4 separate regions of the Homo sapiens genome follow, and all the other regions are linked to region 1. Evidence: chromatin contacts called from ENCODE Hi-C or POLR2A ChIA-PET data. All regions are on one chromosome and are shown on one strand. Each heading gives the region's core, a stretch centred on a gene start or an enhancer-like site at or near the end of the contact. The rest is flanking DNA. Distances are from core to core; before and after follow the strand shown. Region 1 holds the start of RIMOC1 (RAB7A interacting MON1-CCZ1 complex subunit 1). Region 2 holds the start of NADK2 (NAD kinase 2, mitochondrial). Region 3 holds the start of TTC23L-AS1 (TTC23L antisense RNA 1). Region 4 holds the start of NIPBL (NIPBL cohesin loading factor).

The links. Hi-C counts contacts between places; a loop is a spot of excess contacts on that map. ChIA-PET counts read pairs that join two places held with the same protein, here RNA polymerase II (POLR2A). Pooled maps may share reads with other maps.
Region 2: a map of ascending aorta shows a loop between it and region 1 (12-fold over the local background). The contact joins the promoter of NADK2 here to the promoter of RIMOC1 in region 1. A Hi-C loop is called at or near these places in 2 of 168 maps with a recorded cell type or tissue (ascending aorta and naive thymus-derived CD4-positive, alpha-beta T cell) and 12 of 50 pooled maps.
Region 3: a map of B cell shows a loop between it and region 1 (26-fold over the local background). The contact joins the promoter of TTC23L-AS1 here to the promoter of RIMOC1 in region 1. A Hi-C loop is called at or near these places in 1 of 168 maps with a recorded cell type or tissue (B cell) and 5 of 50 pooled maps. POLR2A ChIA-PET finds 5 or more read pairs at or near these places in 1 of 52 experiments (OCI-LY7).
Region 4: a loop to region 1 is called in a map of CD4-positive, alpha-beta memory T cell, with 14 times the contacts of the local background. The contact joins the promoter of NIPBL here to the promoter of RIMOC1 in region 1. A Hi-C loop is called at or near these places in 2 of 168 maps with a recorded cell type or tissue (CD4-positive, alpha-beta memory T cell and naive thymus-derived CD4-positive, alpha-beta T cell) and 8 of 50 pooled maps.

What each region holds. Positions count from the first base shown.
Region 1 is chr5:41,902,388-41,906,329 of GRCh38, forward strand. RIMOC1 (RAB7A interacting MON1-CCZ1 complex subunit 1) reads left to right here and starts at 1,957. Exons shown (of 6, transcript NM_175921.6): 1 at 1,957-2,080. The coding sequence starts at 1,981. RefSeq lists enhancers at 1,390-1,529, 1,641-2,187, 1,940-2,059.
Region 2 is chr5:36,240,178-36,244,778 of GRCh38, forward strand. NADK2 (NAD kinase 2, mitochondrial) reads right to left here and starts at 1,748. Exons shown (of 12, transcript NM_001085411.3): 1 at 1,322-1,748. The coding sequence starts at 1,621. LOC124900962 (a long non-coding RNA gene) reads left to right here and starts at 1,725. Exons shown (of 3, transcript XR_007058733.1): 1 at 1,725-1,851. RefSeq lists enhancers at 653-722, 2,073-2,272 and a silencer at 813-1,832.
Region 3 is chr5:34,837,473-34,841,489 of GRCh38, forward strand. TTC23L-AS1 (TTC23L antisense RNA 1) reads right to left here and starts at 1,860. Exons shown (of 2, transcript NR_183259.1): 1 at 1,711-1,860; 2 at 75-1,545. It overlaps TTC23L (tetratricopeptide repeat domain 23 like), which reads left to right and starts at 1,692. Exons shown (of 11, transcript NM_144725.4): 1 at 1,692-1,787; 2 at 3,193-3,267. The coding sequence starts at 3,200. RefSeq lists an enhancer at 1,982-2,091.
Region 4 is chr5:36,874,135-36,878,549 of GRCh38, forward strand. It overlaps NIPBL (NIPBL cohesin loading factor), which reads left to right and starts at 2,635. Exons shown (of 47, transcript NM_133433.4): 1 at 2,635-3,044. It overlaps NIPBL-DT (NIPBL divergent transcript), which reads right to left and starts at 2,560. Exons shown (of 1, transcript NR_046262.1): 1 at 1-2,560. RefSeq lists an enhancer at 1,931-1,980 and silencers at 2,391-2,500, 3,141-3,260.

The DNA.
Region 1 (3,942 bases), core at 707-3,206:
TCAATAGCCACATTTATGGAGAGGGAACAGATAAAGCTGTGGTTGTAATAAAAGGGCCTTTTGAATATTTGACTCTAAATGTTTATTTTAAAAAGGAACCCTTGATTCAAATGGCGATCCAAGATCACTTCGAAATCATGAGCAAGATCTCCCAGACCCAAATCTCATGGCTAGAAAATGGATGACCTGATTACATAGATCCTAAGATGTCTTTTATAAAAGCCTGAGAAGAACAGTGGACCTGAGAGTAAAACACTTCTGCAGAGATAATTTGTAGATCCACAGTCAAAATATTTCAGCTGTGCCTTTGTCTGTTGCCCACATGTCCAGGTAATTCTTTTAAGTAGTTTAAGAATGGTAAATTACACATTTTCTAGGAGACTGAAAATTCCTAATCAAAGGTTAATTATTTTTTGAAAATTATTTTTTGAAAAGTTTAGTAAAATCTTCTGAAGGCTTCATTTAGTTCTACATCTTGTAGAAGATTCAGAAGGCATCAGGTGTAACCTTCTGCTCTTTTCTCTATCCATTGCTGGCTCCCTACTTTCATTTTGAATTTATCCCTATTTCCCTATTTTTCCCCCTTTGTGTACAGATACGATCATTCTCCACCCTACCTTCCAGCACTTGCCCCTCTTCAACTACCACCTTCTCCATCCCTTGTTGAGAAAGCCTTCTCTCAACTTCTTGTTTATACTTAGATTCTTTTTTTCCTCACCTACAATTCCCACACTATTGAATAATTGTCTACTCCCACAGACCACATCATATCCCCTTGCCATCTTGCTTGTTGACAAGAGTGCATATGTGCCAGGCACTGTATGAGGCACCAAGGACACAAAATACATGATTCCTGTCCTCTATATTTAGGGTGAATTGTCAGAAGAAACTGGTATTACAAAGGTCAGTTAGAGAGTCATTGTGGTCAATCACTTATAAATCACAATACACTTTTTCTCTATTTTTAGTATTTTTCTATTACATATAAAAAACTACCTTCCATGAGAAACAATAGGATGGAGATTATTCAAGATATAGTGTGTCAAACTGAGAAATGAATACACAGAGTTAACGATTTGTTTGACCAGAGGCAAGAAAGCATTCACAGAATGCAAAGTGAAGTTAGACTTGCTGACTGAGTGCTTTGAAACTCCCGATTGAGAGGATGAACCTCATGCACAATTAGCGCCTTAAGGGAAGGTCTTGAGATGAAAGAAAAATGAAAATAGTTTTGTGGCCGCAGAATTTACTACCACTGGACGCAAGATGTCTAAAGTACTTTAAATGTGAACTCCAAGGGAGGTCAGAGATAAATTCGACTGCTAAAAATCAGATTTACAAAAGCAATATTCAACCATGTAGACTGGCAACTCCACTAGTGTTTGGAGCTCCCCATCCAGATGTACAACAAACTCTTGGAGACTTGGATGTGTTACACAGGGGGCCGGTCGGGTTTCCATTTAGGACCAGGAGATTATAATCACTTTATTTTAGCAACCTCCTTACTACAAGGCCAAAACTGACAGTCCTCTCTCCAGACCCTCGCGTCCGCCCTCCAGACTGTGCTTCCCGCGCCGGACAGGGAAGTGGGAGTGCGGACGACAATCCGCATCCTGCCAGCCAGACGTCACCAAGCTGTCTTCCAAGAGGCAGGCGGAGAGAGCTGACTTCCGATTGGGTCAGCCGAGGGGCACGGCTGGCTCCCTATTGGCTTACAGGAGGGGGCTAGAGAGAGGCGTGTCTCAACGTCACACCCGCCCCTAGTCTCCTTGCTGCTCAGGATTATGGGAGGGAAGGGAAGTCCAGGAGGGAAAAATGACCCGGAAAGACCTTTGCCGGCCTGGGCCAGCCCTCTTCCGGAGCTGATGTCTCCTCCCACCAACCAGGAGAGGTCCGCCCTAGGCCCCGCCCGTGCCGGGGGATCAGGTGATTGCGGGCCAACACGGTCACGTGACCGGGGCGCACCCGCCGATTGTGGCCATGGCGGCCGCAGTCTCTAGTGTGGTGAGACGAGTGGAAGAGCTCGGGGATCTGGCTCAGGCCCACATACAGCAACTTAGCGAAGCTGCCGGTGAAGATGGTGAGGGAGCGGAGGAGAGGGAGGCGGGCGGGGCAGACGGCGCTAAGGTACTGGCGCTCGATGGCTGTGAGGGCTAGAGGCTGAGGCCTGTGTTCCTTTGGGTCCCAGGCCGCAGGTGGTTACCCGAGGTCTGTCGCTTCTGAGCCCCTCTGCGCCATCGATTGCCCACTTCCCAGAACTCACAATGCCAAGGCGTTGTCTTCGAAAACCGCATTATTCAGAACCCATGGAAAATCTGTCTAGATCCGTGCTGGTGTAAACTGTCTCGGTAGCGATTGGAAGAAGGGCAGAATCTAAATAAAATACAGAAGTTTAAATAAATGGCTAAGATGAATGATAACACTCAAATTAGTTATGGTGGTTTGCATCCTGTAAAGATAAAAAGACATGTATAACAGTTCCACTTTTTCATTGCTGCGTTGTAATTTGCGTTTTACGTTTTGGATTCAAAACAACATTCTATAGAAGAGCTTTACATTGGTGTGTAGACTATTCTGCCCCATACATCATGCCAGTTCTCACAAGGGCTCTGTTAAGTATTGGCATACTTGTTTTGGAAAGGTCTAAGCTGTTAGGAAAAACTGGGCTAGGGAATTGCCTCAACCTTCTGAATTTAAGTCCAATTCTTTTCATTACGTCTCAGCTGCCTTTAGGTTCTACATTATTCCTTTTTGAGTTTGAGCAATTACTACAGATAGTTTTTAAAATTCTGTGGACTGACTCATATCATCGGACTCATAGGAAAACAGTGGTGGAACATTTTCTTAAGCGATTGAATAGTTGGTGAATTTGTTATTAAATAGGGTCTATGATGAAATGCCTTAGTTTCAGTGAATATTTTTTGCCAGATTATCATTTATCAGGAGTGTTTTGTTTTGTTTTGTTTTTAGAGGCAGAGTATCATTCTGTTGCTCAGGCTGGAGCCCCTCTAGTAGTGGGACAACAGGCGCACACCATCTCGCCCGGCTAACTTTGGCATATTTTGTAGAAACGGGGTTCACCATGTCATCCAGGTTGGTCCTGAACTCCTGGGCTCAAGCATTCCACCCGCTTTGGCTTCCCAAAGTGCTGGGATTACAGGCGTGAGCCACTGTGCCAGGCCAGGAGTGTGTTCTTTAAAGACCTACAGACCACCCTGAAGCCGACTTATATTTTGGTCTGTGGATTCACATGAATAATTCTTGGGTAGTAGGAGCTATTAACTTGAAAGTTATCTATGTTACCTCTAATTCCAGATTCACTTGAACCAGTCCAAAGAGACCAAAGAATGTTTTTTATTCACTTATCACTGAACTAAAAAGCCATTCTCATTTCCCTTGGAAGAGTTCTTTAATCTGGAATGAATCAGAGCTGGAAATAAAAGTCATGTGCTATATATGGAATTCTTGTTTGAAGGCTTTATACTTCTGAAAATTTACTAAAATAAAATGACAATGTTAGTGGTCCACATTATGAGCCGTTGATCAGCATGGAAATCAGTTCAATCTTAAAAATATTACAAGATTTATGAACTTTAATTAAAACAAGATTTCATGTACTTGAATTGAATTTGGCATTATTTTTCCACGCAACAAGAATAATATACATTCAAACTTTGTTCTTTAATGTAATGAGTATATATTTATACTAGGATATAAGGGTTTGATGATTTCCATTGTCTTCTTCAGATTAGATGAGATACAGCCAGACATTATTTCATCTAAGAATGCGTCTTTAAATTTCTAGCCAATTTTTGTTAATTTATTTCTCATCATACAAGCACAATCTGTTTACTCTATGGAAGTACGTCATGAGGGAGTTTTTCCACAGATTATATAAGAATCAGTTTCATCTTTTGCTTTGCCAGTCATTACTTTGACTAA
Region 2 (4,601 bases), core at 498-2,997, 5.7 Mb before region 1:
CCTGTTCAAACCCTTTATTCTTTAAATGATGCAAGTGTATTCTATAAACAGTCATTTTCAAACACTTAGGAAAAAGAAAACAAATCTACACATCTAGACTCCCATCAGGTGAATGCAGGAGCCCTCTTCAGTAAACCCAACAAAGAAGCAGGATGTTTAATGTTGACAACAGATTCAGCACTTAAGCAAAGATGATTTACAATTTCATTTTGATGCCTCTACAAAATAACTTCGCTAAGATCACACGATACCAGAAGTTTCCAACAGGTTGTCTAGTCTTGCACAGAATTAAACTAAATCAGTTATGTGCAATTAATTCCAAAACCTTTTGGTGCACAGTGCCAACAATTAAGAGATTTCCAATATATTTTTCTGGACATACTGCTCATGGTAGCACCGGGCACTCTCCTTTTCCTAAAGTTGGTGGATGGTGGTATGGGATCAGAAACTGTTTTTAAAGTTGGTGGGGGGGGATGACAACAGGAAGATTCAAACTCTGGTTTTTCCCTTGGATTTGTATCTTTGCAGATATATTAATAAACATATCAAATATGGTATATTGTGGAGATACTGCTGCACAAGAGTCGCAGGCTTTTTTATTTCACACACTACCCAGTATACCAGCCCCTTGTCCTGACATTTCTCCTTAATAACGTACATATACAAGTCAAATTTTCTCCCTTTTCCTTCTTAGCACCAAAGACCTGTGCTTTTAAAACAAGCTCGTAGTGTCCAACGACCACGTTCCAGCAAGGAAAAGGCTCACGCTGAAGGACTTTCCGGAGTGCCCTAGGCCTCGCAGTCCTGCAGAGTAAAAGGGGGTGTGTCCGCGGTTGTTTCGGCCCTTTTCCCCCGGCAGCCCTCAGCGGCGCCCTGGGCCCCCTTTCTCGCGGCGGCCAGGGGAGCTGTTCGCAGGGCGTCCAGACCTCAGGCCACTGGCTCACTTTCTTGGAGTGGGTCCCAACCAGGGAACGAGGGCGGGGGCGGCGAGGGCACCAACGAATCCTCAAACCCCTCACTCTGAGGCCACTCGGCAGCCCCTCTTCGCCCTCCCCGCGGCGCCCCTGCCTCCTAAGTCCCTGCATGAACCACTGTCCCTCTCTCTCCCCCTCTCCCCGGCCCTGCCTCTCCCTCGCACACACGCCCAAAGGCAAAGGAGGCCCAGGGAGAAGCCAGAGGACCTGGGGGCCGCGAGAGAGGCAGGACCGGCATCTGCGGTGCCCTGGGAAGAGTCGTCCCGAGAGGTCCCCCCGAGGGGGCGCAGCCGCCACCAGAGCCCCGGCCGAGCCCGGGAGCGAAGCGGGGCCGAGCCAGGACCCACCAGCTGCTTCAGGTCCTCCTCCGAGAGCTCCGCGTAACGGTACCGCTGCTGCTCGAACTCGTACCGGGTGGTTTTGGCCACCACCACCACCCGGGAGGGGCGGAAGCCGCCGTCCGCGCGGCTGCCACAGCCCGCCAGCTCGCGCGGCTGCCCCTGCCCCAGGTGCCGCCGGCCGCCACCGTCACCGCCCAGCCGGGGCCGCGCGGCGGGGCCTCCCGCACCCGGTCCCCGCAGCGCCGCCGCCCGGCCGCCCGCCACGCGACAACAGCTGCCCAGCAAGAAGCCTCGGTAGCAAGTCATCGTGGGCCGGGCCGCGGCCGCGGGCTTGGGCTCGGGCCCCTTGCCTCAGCTCCCTACCGCCGGGAGTGCGCGCCGTCCGCGCCGCCCGGGCCTCTAACTTCGCGCCGGACGGGCAGAGGTTAAGTGCCAGGACGTGCGTGGCCCACGCGGCTAGGGGGACGTACCCAGGCGTTGACGAAGGCGGGGAAAGCGTGGCGATTGGGAAACGGGAGACCCCACGCGGGAGAAAGGTGGGCGGGGAAGAAATGGAGGCCCCAGCTAGTGGGTTTTGTTTGTTTGTTTATTCGTTTCACTCACGCCTGCATAATGGCTGCTTCGCCGCCCGGGGGCGACCTCCCCGCACCACACGCTTCCCCGAGGTCGCTCTTCTCCCGCCCCCAGGCTAACTCTATCGGCCAATCAGAGCCCGCGGCGGCTCCGGATCCGAGGGGCCGCGCCATTGGCTGCGGCCTGAGAAAGAGGTAGAATTCTGTTAGGCGATTGCGTCGCCCTGAGGAATCCAGCTGGATCCGGTCTGAGGCGGCGCGGGGCCAGCGGGTGGGGTTTTGAGCGGCTGGCGGGAAGGCAGGTTCCTGGCATATGCTCGCTTGGGTTCTGTTCTGCAGGCCGACCACGTGCCCATTGGTTTATTTGACCAGGGTCGGTGTGATAGCTGGTGTGTCTGGGGCCGGGCTGGGGGCTGAGGAGGCGGACCCGGCTCCTGCTGCACCGTGTGCGTGGCTTGGCACGAAATCCTCTCGGCGTGGGACCCAGTGCCCGCCCCGCTGCCCCCTGCCCCCCCGAAGAGCCCTACCTATAGGACAAAGTCCAAATGAATTAGTTCTTTGAAAGCTTTTAACTGGAAAGGAGTGAGTTAAAGCAATGTTTGATGACTATTGATCTGGCTTTGGAATCTTGGGTAGCTTGGGAGGCAAGAAGAGGAGGAAGGGATGCTGTTGGGATAATGACCCGTGGAGTGATCAGGACCTGGGCTGGGGTGTGACGAGAACAGAAGGAAACGTCCCATTGTAAGGGGAGAACCACATGGCAGTGCACATCCTGCTGTTCAATTCCGCAGCTCCTTAGATCCCCTTCCCCTGGCACTGTGTTTGCTCCTTTGTAGTCCTGGCGCTACGTCGCTTCTGGACTTTGGGCAGGTTACCTCATCTTTCTGGGCCTCAGATTCCTCATCTGTAAAAAGGGGGTTAGGGTGACCCCAAGGTTCTACCAAGTCCAAATCGATTCAGTGAATCTATGACTCTCCTCACGGGCCCACCAGCACCAGCGTTCATTCGTGGGTTCCCGCGGTGTGCCTGCTGTGTGCCAGGTAGTGTATTGGACTGGGAGCATACACAATGAAGCCCGATAGGTGTTTACTTGGTAAAGTTCTACCACTGACCCGTTCTCACCAAGAACTTTCCCTCACAGCAGCTGCTAATAGTGACGTGTAGTGTAACAACCTTAATAACCTGAGCTTCTAGAGGTAACATCTATAACTATCCTCAGACTCCTTTGTAGTCTTACTATTTTAAACTTCATTAGCATTAGGAAGGAAAAAAAAAAGGGAGAAATCACAGATGACGCTTAGGTTTGAGGCCAGGGTGAACAGGGGAATGTTAATTGATCCATTCGATAGAGAAAAAAAAATGCGTAGGGAGAAACTGTTTGGGATCAAAGTCTGAGTTTTGTTGCTCATATTTGAAATCTCGGACCTCATTTCTTCCCATTTCACAGATAAAAACCCAGATTTTTGACTCTCATTTCAGCTGCAAACATATACATTGACATCTCAGTTGGAATAGCCCTTTGTCCATAGTTATTTTGCGTCTCATCTTCCACCTCCTCAAAAATAGTGTTTCTGAAGGCATCCTCTCACAGGTATCTTGAATTTTCCCTCCCAAATGAGTTTGCCTCTTCAGTATTTAAATATGCTCATGTCTATGACATCTTTAAAATTTTTCTAAAAAAACAAAACAACCTCTAAGCCTTTGTTTTTACATATTGCCTGCCTTACCTTTACAGCTGATTCTCGAAAGAGTAGTCTGTTCATCATTGCCACATCCCTGCCTCCTAGTCATTCCTCAACCTGTTGTACACTAGCTTCTCCCCACTACTTTGCTAATTACTGCTGTTTCCAAGGTGACCAAAAGATCTTGTTGGAACTCAAAAGACTTTTTTCAGTTCTTTAATTGATTGATCTTTCCAAAGAATTTGAAATGGTTATCATTTCTTCTTGAAATCTTTTACTGTCTCCCAACATACCAGTCCCTAACAGTGTTTCTCCCATCTCTATGTCCCTTTTTGACTTCTTCCTAAACCCATCTCCAAGATGTCTTCTGTCCTCGTCTCCTTGTCTCTTCTTCTCCGTCTTTTTTCCTTCTCTCTCTCTCTCTCTGTCACACACACACGCTCCTGAGTTCATTCAGTGTTGTGTAATGGAAGGATCTTGGTTCAAATCTCAGTTTTATTGTTTATTAGCTTTGTGAAACTTGAACTGGTTGTTTAACCTTCCTGAGACTACTTCTGCATTTATAAAATATAATTGCTACCTTGTAAAATTGTGAATATATGCACAGATGCTTAGCACTGTGCCCATTACACAGTAGACACTTGGCAAATATTAGCCCCTTTCATGACCTCAGCTATTACTGGCATCTTTAGCCCAGATCTTTCTCTTGAATTTCCAATCCTTATCTAGTTTCCTTTTAGATAATGTCTCTTAAATCTTACACATGTAACACACATTCGTGGAGATTAAATTAAATTTGAGTGTCACTGTAGGCCAGGCATCCTGCTAGGTGCTACAGATGAAATGATAAAAAGCTTCCATGCCCTTGAGGAGCCTAAAGTCTATGCAGTGATAGAGTTATACACAGAATGCTGAGAAATTTGGAGGAGCAAGTCTCAAGTCAACCTAACAAGAGTTAGAGAAGGCTTTTTGGGAATGTGAAGAGCTAAGCCTTAAGTAATGAATTCAATATTAGCCATTATCAGCAAGAAT
Region 3 (4,017 bases), core at 610-3,109, 7.1 Mb before region 1:
CTGAGCCAAGATCACACCACTGCACTCCAACCTGGGCCACAGAGTGAGACTCTGTCTCAAAAAAAGAAAAAAAATAGTCGCCAAAGTTATTTTATTTTGATTTATAATTTTTACAGATGCAGGCAACATGCTTCCGGTCAGAGCTAATGAAATGGAGGCCGAATTAGAGCGTTGGCTTTAGGAATGGGAATTCAGTGCCTGTTCTGGTTCTTCTCTCCACAATTATCAGCAAAAGCAAAGGTTTAGAAAAGAGACATTACCTTTAATATACTTAGAAACAATCTCACAGCCATTTCCTAGAATGAAAGAACATTAAAACCTTTCAATTTGATGACCAACTTAACAAGGGGTAAAAGAAATAAATGTTGGAGAACAGGAAACAGGTTCTTCCTTTTTACTCCCATACATGTTAAATACTGTTCATAGAGTCACAAAAATCGTTTACCCCTTACAGAAACCTGGAACCAGAAGGCGCTTCAGAAAGCAAGTGGTACAAAAACTTTCACCGTATAGGCAAGAAAATTGGGACCCACTGGCCGTGACTCGGCCCAGGCTACAGAGTCAAAACCAGAACCTTGACATTCTGAAATCAGGTTCATTGCTGTCATCATTGTTCCATGCTGAGAGTTTTCTTAGGAAAAAGAATAAAGTGGGGGAATCTTTCCAAAATTGTGACTATGGAGCTCGAAAGTACAGATTTAAATCTTGAGTTAACAGACCATACAGGTTTTACTTAAGAGATATTCAAGCAAACTCATTTAAATAACTCCTCCAACCTAACTCCAAAAAGGCTTTCTTGGCAGTCTTGGATCAATGGCAATTAAACTTCCAGCCTAGAGCTGGAAATAACAAACACCAAACGTAAACACCATCTTTCACATTCTCAATGTTCTCCTTGTCTCTCTACCTAGTCTGCTCTTTTCTGAAAACAACTGGGACACATTCACTCCAACTTGACTTGCCATAGGCCTAGTCTATGATAGGGTTCATAATAACATCCTTCAACATAGCGTTGCAAGAGCTGGCGCTGTTTCTTTGGGTATGGCCACAATTGCCTCTGCACCTTGTGTGTATTACACACACTGTATTCCATGCCAACGAAAGGGTAAGATATGGCTGCATTATTTAGGGCTAAGTGCTAAATAAATAATGAACAGCTAACCATTAGCAGATCTAGTAGTCGATTTCTTACCCTACTCTCTTCCTGCAATCAGCTTTCCTAACCATGCCTAGCTCCAATCTTACTGGGTAACACAGACGGTGCCAGCACAGTCAACAGCCATATCTAAGCCTTTCCTCTGGGGTCCATAAAAACAAAACTCCCGAGGAGCTGTGGGGGTGCACCGTGGCCAGGATCGTCGCCGAATACAGCCCGCACACGTCGCAGCTTTAAATAAGTAGGGCCGTGGGGCCCGGCGCTCCCTTCCATCCTTGGACGGAATGTATCTTCTCTTCCTACGCCTTCACCTCCGAGGGGTAAGGTCTCGTGAGATACAATATGCAGAGGCCAGTTTTGGGGCGAGCCGGAGGCCGGGCGCGTCTAACCTGCGGGGAAGGGAAAGCGGAGGGTAAGGCAAGGGCTGCTGTAGGCGCCAGACAACAGGGACTCTCCGAACCGGAAGTGCCCCGCGTCGCCATGGCTACAGGCGCTCCCAGCAGAACCCGTAGCGTTCCGTTCCCATGGCAACGGTATTGTCTCCTTGGCCGGACCTGGGCTGCGGAAGGTAACTGGGGACGTCGCAGGCTGTGCAGCTTTCGCGAGGCACCGCTTTGGCGCCCGGACCGAGGTGCGCCAGGGTCAGGAGGCCGACGCAGCGGGAGGAAGCCGCGCCGTCGGGCTCAGGGAGCTGGGAGGCTGGTTCCGGGGCGTGGTTTCTCCGCCTTGAGCCAGGTGCCCTTTGCGCACTCGCGCGTTCTCTTAGAGCCTCCGCGGCAGAGAGGCTCTCAGAGCTCGACCTGCGGCGTCAGGGCTTACAGACTTGCCGCAGAACCACAGCGGGAAAAGAGGAGCGATTCGTCCTTGAGGGGCTCAGGGCCGTGCGGAACGTCATAGGAACAGAGTCCGGGAGTTTGAGAGATCAGAACTCTTTGCTGTGGGCATAGTGTTTAAAGTGGAGGTTAAAAAGAGAAATTAGTGACTCTCCCTTTCTGATTTTCGGATAATGGATGCTCTGGAGCCTGGGTCAGAAAGCCACTCAGGGCTCGGTGGGAATTAGTGATTCTGGAGGGTGAAAGGAGAGGCGACTTGGTGGATGTTAACATTCAATAAGTAACTGCGTTCGATTTGGGTTTGATTTAAGCGACTGGCATAGCCTTCCTTGAGAGTTGAATTTCACAAATACTGTATTTAGAAATCACATTTTTCGTTTTGTGCTTCCGAGGTTTCTCCTATCATCTAACAGCAACAACTAAAACAGACACATGAATTTCATTTTATTGTTTTATTTTATTTTGAGACGGAGTCTCGCTCTGTCGCCCAGGCTGGAGTGCAGTGGCGCGATCTCCGCCTCCCGGGTTCAAGCGATTCTCCTGCCTCAGCCTCCCGAGTAGCTGGAACTACAGGCGTGCACCACCACAGCCGACTATATTTTGTATTTTTAGTAGAGACGGGGTTTCACCCTGTTGGCCAGGCTGGTCTCGAACTCCTGAACTCGGGTGATCCACCCGCCTCGGCTTCCCACAGTGCTGGGATTACAGGCGTGAGCCTCTGTACCCGCCTCGTGACCCCTGTACTAGAATCTGCTATTAATTAGTGAAATGACCCCGGGGGGGGGGGGGAAAGCAGAATTAACCAATACACTGGCTGTGCTTCGTTTACCACTGAGAGTTGGTTGCTTTGCTTAAATCCAACACGCCGTCAGACCTGCAAAAACAATATCTGAGTTAAGTAGGTGACCATAGTTTTGATGACCCAGGAACTGTAAATGTGCTTGCTTTGAGACATAAAGGCCAGGGATTTTGGAGAAGTAGGGTGGAGTTGAAATTAGGGGAAAGAAATTTAACTTAGACATTTAATTTGGCAAATGTCTGTTTTCCAGCGGTCTCCATATCTAAGTATGCGTAGTCTGTGGATTTAGGATGGGTTATATATTTGAGCAGTTTTAGTTTAATGTTAATAGCAAACCAGAGGGGGAAAATAGAACAGACACCCAGCCTTTTCTCTCAAAGCTGACCTTACCTGATTCTTGGTAGGAAGAAGATGCAAGCCAGCCCCATCCGTATCCCAACTGTTAGCAATGACATCGACTGGGATTTCTGCTTCCATATGTAAGTATCACAGCATTTTGACATCACAGGTACTTACTGGGCTGAAACACTGGGACCTCCTGCTTAAGGCAAACCTGGGTGAGGAGCTTTGCATGAGAAGCGTTCACGACCAGCCTGACCAACATGGTGAAACCCCGTCTCTACTAAAAATACAAAAATTAGCTGCGCGGTAGTGGCACGCGACTGTAATCCCAGCTACTCGGGAGGCTGAGGCAGGAGAATAGCTGAACCCGGAGGCAGAGGTTGTGGTGGGCTGAGATTCCATCACTGCACTCCAGTCTGGGCAATAGAGACCCTGTCTCAAAAAAAAATAAAATAAAATAAAAAAGAAGGTTGTGTTTCTGATGTGCTTTAATAATGATTCTGCTATAATATCTGTTTGTATTTACAACCTATGCATGATAGAAGATTGCTTTTTCCCGACTTAAGGAAATTTTAAAAGTTTTTAAAATAAAAATAGGTTAGTTATAACAAGATTGGCAAAATTGTAGAGAGTTAGCTATAACAAAGTTAATGAGAAAATTTTTATGAAATAGAGTAAATAAAACTTTCGTATCGTCTAATACTTATTGAGCACATACTATGTGCCAGGCTCTGTTCTAAGTACCTTAAACGTCTTAGCTGATTTAATCCCCCCAAGCCCTGTGAAGGAGTTACTGTTATTGGTACATTTTATAGATGAGTATGAATCAAAGAGATGTTAGGGAGTTTGCCCAAAGTTGCAAAGCTAGTAAATGGTATTTAAACTGG
Region 4 (4,415 bases), core at 1,385-3,884, 5.0 Mb before region 1:
ACACATTCTGAGTCATCTGTATTAACTTAAAGCTGTTCTGAAGATTAATGGGAAAAATAATAATGAATAGACGATTGGATTTACTAAACAATGTTTGATTAATTGTATTAATGGTTATAAAATACCTATCAAGGCTGTCTTTTCTTGTCCAAAAATTCAATACATGAAATATGAAAATTTGTAATACCATAGCCAAAGCCTTATTGCATAGCTTCTAGCTTACTGATATATTTACTTATTTTAATTTAAAAAGCCTGTTTTTCCAGCCACTAGGAAATAAGATTTCTCACGTTTTATAGTACTCAAAAATCATGATTAAGTATATCTAATGCTAACCTAAGTGTAAGCAAACAGCAAACTAAATGGTGAATTAAAATATCCACACCAAGCCTGACCTCAGCTTTCATTGAACCTTTTCTTCAGAAGAAAACTAAAAATAAATTTCACTAGCATTTGCTTTGCTTGACAGCATAATTGAGTAGCAACCAAAGTAGCCACATGTGGTCCTTTATGTAAGGCCTTCTAGCCTCAGAAACACACACCTTTTGAATTAGCGTGCCTGGTACCCATTTGTGCCCAATAAATACTTGCTGAATGAACTTTTCCAATAGTGCTGGATTTGCTCTGAGCCAACCAAATTCTCACTTTTAATGTATTTTGAAAGACAGAGGACGACAAGATGAAGAATGCAGTTTGAGACTCAGAAGAGCAAACATAATCGGCCCAGTATGGATATGATCATTTGATGCACTGTCCTCGGGCATGCTCATTTACAGAAGCCTAAAAACAAATTTTATCCCTCATTTGTGGGTTTCTGGTGTTGTGGAGGGCTTTCCAATGTTTAGAAGCAATATATTTTTATAGAATTCTGTAATAAACGTGTTTTAAATCTTTTATAAAGCTCTCTGTAGCATATAAGTACATATTAAAGACAGAAATGGGGGAGCATCAAGGCCCTTATAATCGCATTCATTCCTTAACCACATACTACGCATCTACTGTGTGGCATTCTAGGCGGGGGCCGTAACACCAGTGCAGAAAAACACAACCTCTTGTCCTCTTAGAGCTTACATTGCACTGGGGAAGGAGAGATAAGAAGATAAACAAGTATGGATATGTAGACTGTCCAAAGGATAAAATGAGAAGGGGGCTAGGGAACTTTCAGTTTAAAAGTAGCCGCGGAAGCACCGAGTGACACGAGCAAAATCCTGAAGGTGAAGGAGCAAGCCCTGTGGACGACGCTCAGGGAAGAGTCCTACTCGCAAGGATGCCAGGGCAGGCCCGCCCCCACCCTCAACGGCGCGCGGGGACTTCTGCCGCAGTCAAGGCTTTGGCTCACTCCCCTCAAGACGGGAAGCCATTCGCAGGGCCTAGAGAAAAGGAGTGACAGGATCTTGGCCCCCTGAGTGGCCTGAGGCAAAAGGAATAATCTAAGCAAGTTTTCCTACTTACTTTTAGCGCACTGGTACACACACAAATACACAATACAATTCATATAACACGAATTTCGTCCCGGTTGAGTAAAATTCCGCTTACCTACTGCACTTTTTACCGAAAATAGCCCCTTTTTAATTTACACAAACTTAATAGAGAACGGTGGAACAATGGTTACTTCTTGTTTTACAATTTAAAAACTACAACAACCATAGTACTGTACGTATAATCACATATTGTATTCCAGCCTTGTCCAGCGCCTCAGTTTTCCGAACCTAAAGAGGAAAACGATGTTTGAAATCAGCTGGCCGCAGGCCCGCGGGTCGCCCGCAGTCACCGGTGGCTGAGTCGGGGCCGGCGGTTCTCCCCGCGCGCTCGGCTCCACCCACACCTAGAGGGGGGCGCCCGGGCAGCCGCGGGCGAGCTTCTCGCTCGCGCAGCGTCGCCTACAGGCCTTTATCCTGACCGTTAGAGAAGAACCCAAACCTCTGCCGACAAAAAGCAAAAGCAGCGGAGACCGCGTATTTCCAGAAATAAACGCATCATCACAAACACGATTCCAATTCAATCCAGCCGACAGTCGTCTTCACCTCCAAAGGTTGCGTTCTTATTCGCAGAAATAACACGCAGTCGGGCGTAAGGTCCCGGCTCTCAAAAGGCAAGGTGTACGATCCATCCATCCACCCGGCTGCAGGGACACCATTTAAAACGGGCATCATCGCCATCGAATCGCGGGCGTCCTCTGTGGGGCCGCCCGGAGATCGGCTCCCTAAAGCTAACGACGACCTGGGACAGCCAGCGCGGCCTCCAGCCGCCGCCGTCGGCGACCTGAGAGCCCGTCCGGGCCTGAGTGCCCCCCACGCTCACGACCACCACCGAACTCGGGCCCCGCTCCTGTCGGCCTCCAGGAAAATAAAGACAGAGGAGAGCCGGCCCGCCTGTGTCGCAGGGCAAACGTCGCTCTGAAGCATCGACAATACTGGCAACATCCACAGCCGCCCTGAGGGGACGGGCGTAGAGGAGAGCTGCCGCCTCCCGGCTGCTGGGCCCGGGTGCCGCGCGGCGCGGCCGAGGACGCGAGCCCAAGTGGCGGCAGCGGCGGCTGCGGCGGTGGCGGAAGTGGAGTGGGGAAGAGGGGGTGGTTGTTAGTGTTTGGCGCCGGCGGAGGGAGTCATTCCTGCAGCTGCACTTCCGGTCGGCATTTTGTTCTGAGAGGGAGAGACGGAACGAGAGAGAGACACACACAGGGCTCCTTCCCCCCGCCCTCCCCCCCCTCCCTCCGTCGGTACCGACTCACCCGACACCACCAAGCCGCAGGGAGGGACGCCCCCGCCGACAGGAGAATTGGTTCCCGGGCCCGCGGCGATGCCCCCCCGGTAGCTCGGGCCCGTGGTCGGGTGTTTGTGAGTGTTTCTATGTGGGAGAAGGAGGAGGAGGAGGAAGAAGAAGCAACGATTTGTCTTCTCGGCTGGTCTCCCCCCGGCTCTACATGTTCCCCGCACTGAGGAGACGGAAGAGGAGCCGTAGCCACCCCCCCTCCCGGCCCGGATTATAGTCTCTCGCCACAGCGGCCTCGGCCTCCCCTTGGATTCAGACGCCGATTCGCCCAGGTAAATTCCTGCTCTTTATTTCGGCGGCGGCGGCGGCGGCGCCGGCGCCAGGTCCTCAGCGTCTCTCCTCCTCGCTCCCCTCCCCGCCGTTTCCTTAGCGGCCCCAGGTCTCTTCCACAGGCGAGTCTAGAGTTCGCTCCTCTCTGGTGGCAGCCGCCTTGGGTAGCGGTGGTTTTGTACCCTCTCCCGGCCGGCTCCGGTGGCGGGGACTGGGCTCCTGCTGGGCGGCCGGGGAGGCGTAGGCCCGGCGGAGAGTGCAGGCCGCGGGCCAGCGGAATCTACTTGAGCTCGGGGATTAGGAGAGCTCCGGGCTGAGCGGAGCGACTGCTGGTCGGTGACAGGCCTCGCCCGGGAGTGGAGCCGTAGCTAGTGGGGAGGCGGAAACAATACAACTAACAGCAAATGTGCCCTGATCGTCCCCATATTTACAACTTTCCCGGTCCGGGAGTGGGGAACGTCCCAGTGAAACAAACAACCTCCCTTCTTCCCCCTGTGACCCCATGAAGGGAGGAAGTAGTTTCAGTTAGTGAGACAAACGTAAATACTCAGACGCGGATCCAGTGGTAATTCTTTCTCTTTCTAAAACTTGTTTGGACGTTGGAAAGTTCATAAAGACTCATTTTCTTTTTTAAAGAATTAAATCGTCCACATGAATATTTAATACAGAAAAACATACTGTGGTAGACACTGCACATCTCCCCCTCCCCAAGAGCTTTTATCTTGTTGTTTTGACAGTGTGTTGTTGCACATGGACTTTTTATTCAAAGACAAGTATAAAGTACTTGACAGGTTTACTCTGCCACTTTCTATTTGTATGCGTTATGTAAGGGCAGTTTTAAGCGACTATACGTAAAACACTCAGGTACTTCCTGACCAAAACGTGTAGGAGCATACAAAGAATTTTAAGTGTTCTGAGAATTGTGCTGAGATACGGGTAAAACCACTTTTCTTTTCTTTTTCCAAAAAAGAAATTAAGTTATACTTAAAATCCTTGGGAGGTTAAAAAATTGTAGAAGGTGCCATCCTTTTATGTCAGGGCAGTTCTTCTTGAGGTCCCAGGATTGTCATTGGCTGTTTGTGCCATGATGTTTGACTGTGTAATGAGAGAGGTGTCATTTTAATAGGTTAAATGTATCTGTAAATGCTGGAGAAAAATATCAGTTCTAACTTGACAAGTTCTAGTTCATGAGTAAGTTAAGTGTTTCGAGCTTGTTTATGGAGGCGTTCATAATGTAGGTTGGTATAAGGGGGAAACACCAATTTAAAATTCCTCAGTCAGGCAAATTGCTAGAAAAGTGTACCTGGGTTACACGTTTTGATATTTTGTTTCATATTCGCTGAAGGAAAACTTTCATTGGTTAAAATGAAGCA